2 separate regions of the Homo sapiens genome follow, and region 1 is linked to region 2. A link is an interaction called in ENCODE POLR2A ChIA-PET data of the cell type or tissue named here. Cell type or tissue: OCI-LY7. All regions are shown on one strand. Links, peaks and the distances in the headings refer to the core of each region. The heading gives the core; the rest is flanking DNA. Region 1 overlaps UBE2E2 (ubiquitin conjugating enzyme E2 E2). Region 2 has its middle 190 kb from the start of UBE2E1.

What was found. Peaks named below come from ENCODE experiments on the same cell type or tissue, not always from the same donor. Only the 100,000 strongest peaks of a DNase experiment are listed, where the experiment ranks them.
Region 1: POLR2A ChIA-PET joins it to region 2 with 12 read pairs; 2 of 35 experiments call an interaction of 5 or more read pairs at or near these places.

What each region holds. Positions count from the first base shown.
Region 1 is chr3:23,563,396-23,566,317 of GRCh38, forward strand. The region is part of intron 5 of UBE2E2 (ubiquitin conjugating enzyme E2 E2); the gene reads left to right. Among named protein-coding and RNA genes, the nearest start is that of UBE2E1, 240 kb to the right of the region's middle. In OCI-LY7, for the core only: no CTCF peak of the experiment used is centred there; no DNase peak of the experiment used is centred there.
Region 2 is chr3:23,615,811-23,618,732 of GRCh38, forward strand. No RefSeq gene overlaps it. Among named protein-coding and RNA genes, the nearest start is that of UBE2E1, 190 kb to the right of the region's middle. In OCI-LY7, for the core only: no CTCF peak of the experiment used is centred there; a DNase peak (open chromatin) is centred at 1,361; H3K4me3 peaks cover 645 bases; H3K27ac peaks cover 1,310 bases.

The DNA.
Region 1 (2,922 bases), core at 88-2,587, 52 kb before region 2:
GTCCTGAGTTCTAGTTTGATTGCACTGTGGTCTGAGAGACAGTTTGTTATAATTTCTGTACTTTTACATTTGCTGAGGAGTGTTTTACTTCCAACTATGTGGTCAGTTTTGGAATAGGTGTGTGGTGCTGAGAAGAATGTATATTCTGTTGATTTGGGGTGGAGAGTTCTGTAGATGTCTAAGAAGTATCTTTTAGTGTGCTCAGCAAGTCATGTTATTTTCTTTGATGTATTTCTTCTTTGAAGCTTTTAACCTCTTTGTTTATCTGTATTGCATCCTTTAAAGAATTCAATAAATTTCAAATTGACCATTTAAGGATATAAGCAAGAATACTCACTAAAAGTAGCTATAAGTGAAATATTGGTAAATAAAATTAAAAGGATCATTTATTCTATTAATATTATTTGCCCCAAGTAGTTAATGAGGTGTGTATTTTCCGTAAGACTGCATTGTTTGTTTTTTTCTAGGCCTAAGACAGTATAGCATGTGTGAGGGCCAAAAGTTTTGTCCTGTTACCTCTGACAAGATGGAGCAAAACTTAGAGGTCTAGAGGGTTGATTTAAGCTTCCAAAAACAAAAGAAAGAAAGAAAGAAAAAGAAAAGAAAAGAGAAAGAAGGAAGGAAGGAAAGAGGTTTTTTCTGTTTTTTTTTACCATTCCTAAGAACAACCATGTGTTTGTGTGTGAAGAATGGTTATTTAAGCAGGGAAAACATTATAGGTACACGTACAAATGATACCTGATTTACAAGTAAAAATATAATTGATGATGTAAATGTGAGTGCATTCACATTTAGGGGCAATAGGTCTGTTCATTGCCTCTCCCCACTTCCCACCCCAAAATACAGCTCTGGACATATGCATGATCAATATGCAAATATACACAGCATATTTACATTGGAAACAAATGTAGCTAGTTATAGAAAAATAGGTGGAGCTGTTTTAAGCATTCATTAAATCTCTCAGTGCAAGGGGATGAATTAAACTTTATAAGGCTGCTATAAAAAGAACTATTTTAGAATTTAAATATGGCTGTATAATGTAGTGCTTGTTACCATGTTCAATTTTAACACCCAAATCCAATCTCCAAAAAATACTCCAAATGAGGGTACCACATTAGGGAACCTGTGACTGTGCCCACCACACAAGCATTTTAAAATTGGGGCCTCAGCATGTCTCATTTTATACAGAATTAAAAGGAAATTCCTTGAATTTCCAAACATAATTCTGTGGTTTGACCAGTCTTAAGTAAATATGATGTTGAGTTAGGGTCCTGGTAGATAGGATTCTGTCAGCACATCCACGGGGTAGAAAGCCTGGTGCTTTCCACCTGTTACTGGTCTGCGCGGTCACAACCAAGAAGCCAGGTTTCTACAACTCATGTTCTTGTCTTTAATGATGTATCTTGGAGAAAGAATTAAAGTAGTGTAATATAAATGTTGAAATGTATGTTTAAAAATTAAAACACCAATGAGGGTCACATTTTCATGAAGAATGACTGGCACTGCTACTTACATGAGAAGTAATAATCAAAACCAGGCATATGAGAAGGGCAAGGAAAAGGTGCAGTTGTGTGCCAGACATTGTGCTAGGTACTTTACAGTGGGAGAGTGGGTGGCGGCTTTCAGCTGTGTAACTTGAAGAACCGAAAATTCCTCCTTGTCAAAAAAGTAAACAATATACACACACACACAGACACGCTTTTGTTCCCATTATTTTGTGTCAGTTTCATTTATTTTTGTTAAATATAGCTTCTCTTTATGGTTCTCTTTGAAAATGTGCATCCCTCTGGGAGAGATGACACATTAGGTGACAGTCACATTATGATGTGAGTCAAGGTATATGAACGTGTCAGGAAGGGGAAATAGGTCCCGGAATTAGCCAAATAGGGAGGGAGGGAGGCAACCAGATGCAAGCCGGATTTCCACTACTTTACAAAGCTGCTGTGCAGTCTTTTAGAGAGAGGCCCAACTCTAATTATTACACTCTCATGAACAGTGAGAAACTTGGAGATTTCTTTTGTATGTCCTTATCCCAAAAATAGGCATGGCTTTTTTTTTTTTTTTTTTTTTTTTTTTCAGTGAAAGAGGTTTGCAGCTGGACTGGGAGAATTAAGGTGAGAAAGGTCAACAGGTTACAGAGGCCAGTGCAACAGGGCTTGTTAGACGTAATCAAAGACCTGCTTAGGGAAGCTGCAGGAAGCAGAAGGTTGGGATTTCCACCTAGGGAGGTTATAGGGGCCCTCTGGCTAAAGGGAAGTTGGCTCAACTCTGAAAAGGTTTAAAATCCAGTTTAAAATTCTGATTAGGAAAATCCCACAATAAGCAGTTGGTCTTTTTAAATGTTTCCCCTCTCACAGGGCAAGATGCTTCTGCCTAATAGTTCAGCATCATTGGAAAGGACTTAGTGTGTTCGCAGATCACTTTGATAAGCGCTTCTGCCACCTCTTTTCTTTCCTCCTTTTTGTGCTTTAAGAACCTCCGTCATGAGATCGTTTTCTTCTTTCTGAGATTGGTCTCCCTAGGGAAGACCAGAATGACAATGTAGACTAAATTGTTGTCCAGAGTTGTCATTCATTTGTTGCTTTTGAACTTAGAGAGATGGAAGCCACTACATATTAATGCGTTGTTTTAATGTATAAGCCAACACCTCACACTTACTGAGCATAAAGTTTTTTGCCATGTATTTTCCCTTTTTTGCAGTAGTCTTAGCCCTCTGTCAAATTAACATGTTTGCCTCTTTTGAAAACTCATATTTCCTCCTGAAACAGTAAGAACTAAGGAGAAGAGCAAAGCATTGGAACAGTCCCTGCTGAAGACAATAGTATGATAAGAACATTGAAAAATACAATTTAATAGGCTAAAATGCATTTGGGACATCAAGTTATTGGCCAGAATGCATCTTTATGCATAGCAAGCCTTGCC
Region 2 (2,922 bases), core at 92-2,591:
TTTGTGTTCTTAGTAGAGGCAGGATTTCATCATGTTGGCCTAACTGGTCTCAAACTCCTGGCCTCATGTGATCCACCTGCCTCAGCCTCCCAAAGTGCTGGAATTACAGGCATGAGCCACTGTGCCTGGCCTGTTTTTTGTTTTTAATGAACCTGTTGCCTAGGCTAGGGTTCAGTGGAGTGATCACGGCTCACTGCAGCCTCAACTTCCTGGGCTCAAGTGATCCTCCTACCAGTATAAACATTTTTTCTAGATCATGTTCAAGATGCAACAGGATCTTTATTTTCCTATACAAGTCAAATATGATATGCGTGGGAATTAAATTTGTAAATTATATTTTTTGTTTTTTAAGACAGGTTCTCACTGTTGCCCAGGCTGAAGTGCGATCACAGCTCCCTGCAGCCTCAACCTCCCCAGGCTCAGGTGATCCTCTGACCTTAGCCTCTTGAGTAGCTAGGACCACACATGTGGTGGCATGCACCACCACACTTGGCTAATTTTTGTATTTTTTGTAGAGATGAGGTTTCACCATGTTGCCCAGGCTGGCCTCAAATTCCCGACCTCAAGCAATCCACCTGCCTCAGCCTCCCAAAGTGCTGGGATTACAGGTGCGAGGCATCATGCCTGACCTTTATGATTTTCTTGAATAAACATAGACATTGACACCCCCATCTTAAAACTTGAAACTTATTTGTCTCATCTGGGTTCCTTCTTCAGGAAACTGACCCTTAGGCAAAGGACTAAAATTCACCAGATCACTGCATCCGGCCAGTAAGACACCAGTCGCTTTATTCATTTTCCTTACCCTTCCCTAGTTCCTGTTTTCCCACACACAATTCCATCCCTTCTCAGCTACATAAACCCCCAATTTTAGTCCATTGAGGAGATGGATTTGAGACTTATCTCCCATTCTCCAGGATAACGTCACCTGAATAAAAAGCCTTCTTCCCTGGTGATACTCGTTTTCTCAGTGATTGGCTCTCTATGTGGTGAGTGATGGGACCCAGATGGAACCCATGGTGTTTCAGTAACACCTCTTCCACTCAGGTAAGTGGGTATCTTGGTTTTGGCAGAGTCTGGCTTGAGCGAGTCACAGTGTTATAGGAACTCAAGACAGACCTTCTGAGGGGATGAAGACAGGATGCCAAAGAGAAATAAAAATAAACATGTGTCTAGAACGTGTGCCCCTTATGTTGTAGCATCCCAGGGAGAGCTTGAAGGTGCAGGGCCAGGAAGGAGCTGCTCCTCAGCACAAAATGACTCCACACACAGAGGTTTGAAGAAGCCCCTTGCAGAACCTGGAGATGGTCCCCTGAGGCCAAGGCTTTTACAATCTGTAGTCTCAGCTTCCATCTCCAGGAAGTCGGCCTTGAGAACTTCCTGTTTTTCAGGAAGCTGGTTCAAAGAAGCTGGTTCTGGCCTCTTCAAGGAGAACTACAAACCACTGCTCAAAGAAACAAGAGAGGACACAAACAAATGGAAAAACATTCCATGCTCATGGATAGGAAGAATCAATATCATGAAAATGGCTGCATTGCCCAAAGTAATTTATAGATTTATAGAATGTGTCTATCCCCATCAAGCTACTATTAACTTTCTTCACAGAATTAGAAAAAACTACTTTAAATTTCATATGCAACCAAAAAAGAGCCCACATAGCCAAGACAACCCTAAGCAAAAAGAACAAAGCTGGAGGCATCACGCTACCTGACTTCAAACTACACTACGAGGATACAGTAACCAAAACAGCACAGTACTGTTACCAAAACAGATATATAGATCAATGGAACAGAACAGAGGCCTCAGAAATAACACCACACATCTATAACCATCTGATCTTTGACAAACCTGACAAAAACAAGCAATGGGGAAAGGATTCCCTATATAATAAATAGTGTTGTGAAAACTGGCTAGCCATATGCAGAAAACTGAAACTGGACCCCTTCCTTATACCTTACACAAAAATTAACTCAAGATGGATTAAAGACTTAAACCATAAAAACCCTAGAAGAAAACCTAGGCAATACCATTCAGGACATAGGCATGGGCAAAGACTTCATGACTGAAACACCAAAAGCAATGCCAACAAAAGCCAAAATTGACAAATGGGATCTAATTAAACTAAAGAGCTTCTGCACAGCAAAAGAAACTATCATCAGAGTGAACAGGCAACCTACAGAATGGGAGAAAAATTTTGCCATCTATCCATCTGACAAAGGGCTAATATCCAGAATCTACAAAGAACTGAAACAAATTTACAAGAAAAAACCCCATCAAAAAGTGGGCAAAGGATATGAACAGATGCTTCTCAAAAGAAGACATTTATGCAGCCAACAAACATATGAAAAAAGGGTCATCATCGCTGGTCATCGGAGAAATGCAAATCAAAATCACAATGAGATACCGTCTCATGCCAGTTAGAATGGTGATCATTAAAAAGTCAGGAAACAACAGATGCTGGAGAGGATGTGGAGAAACAGGAATGCTTTTACACTGTTGGTGGGACTGTAAACTAGCTCAACCATTGAGGAAGACAGTGTGGCTATTCCTCAAGGATCTAGAATCAGAAATACCATTTGACCCAGCAATTCCATTACTGGGTATATACCCAGAGGATTATAAATCATTCTACTGTAAGGACACGTGCACATATATGTTCATTGTGGCACTGTTCACAATAGCAAACCAACCCAAATGCCCATCAATGATAGACTGGACAGACTGGATAAAGAAAATGTGGCACATATACACCATGGAATACTATACAATAGCAAACCAACCCAAATGCCCATCAATCATAGACTGGGTAGACTGGATAAAGAAAATGTGGCACATATACACCATGGAATACTATGCAGCCATAAAAAAGGATAAGTTCATGTCCTTTGCAGGGACATAGATGAAACTGGACACCGTCGTTCT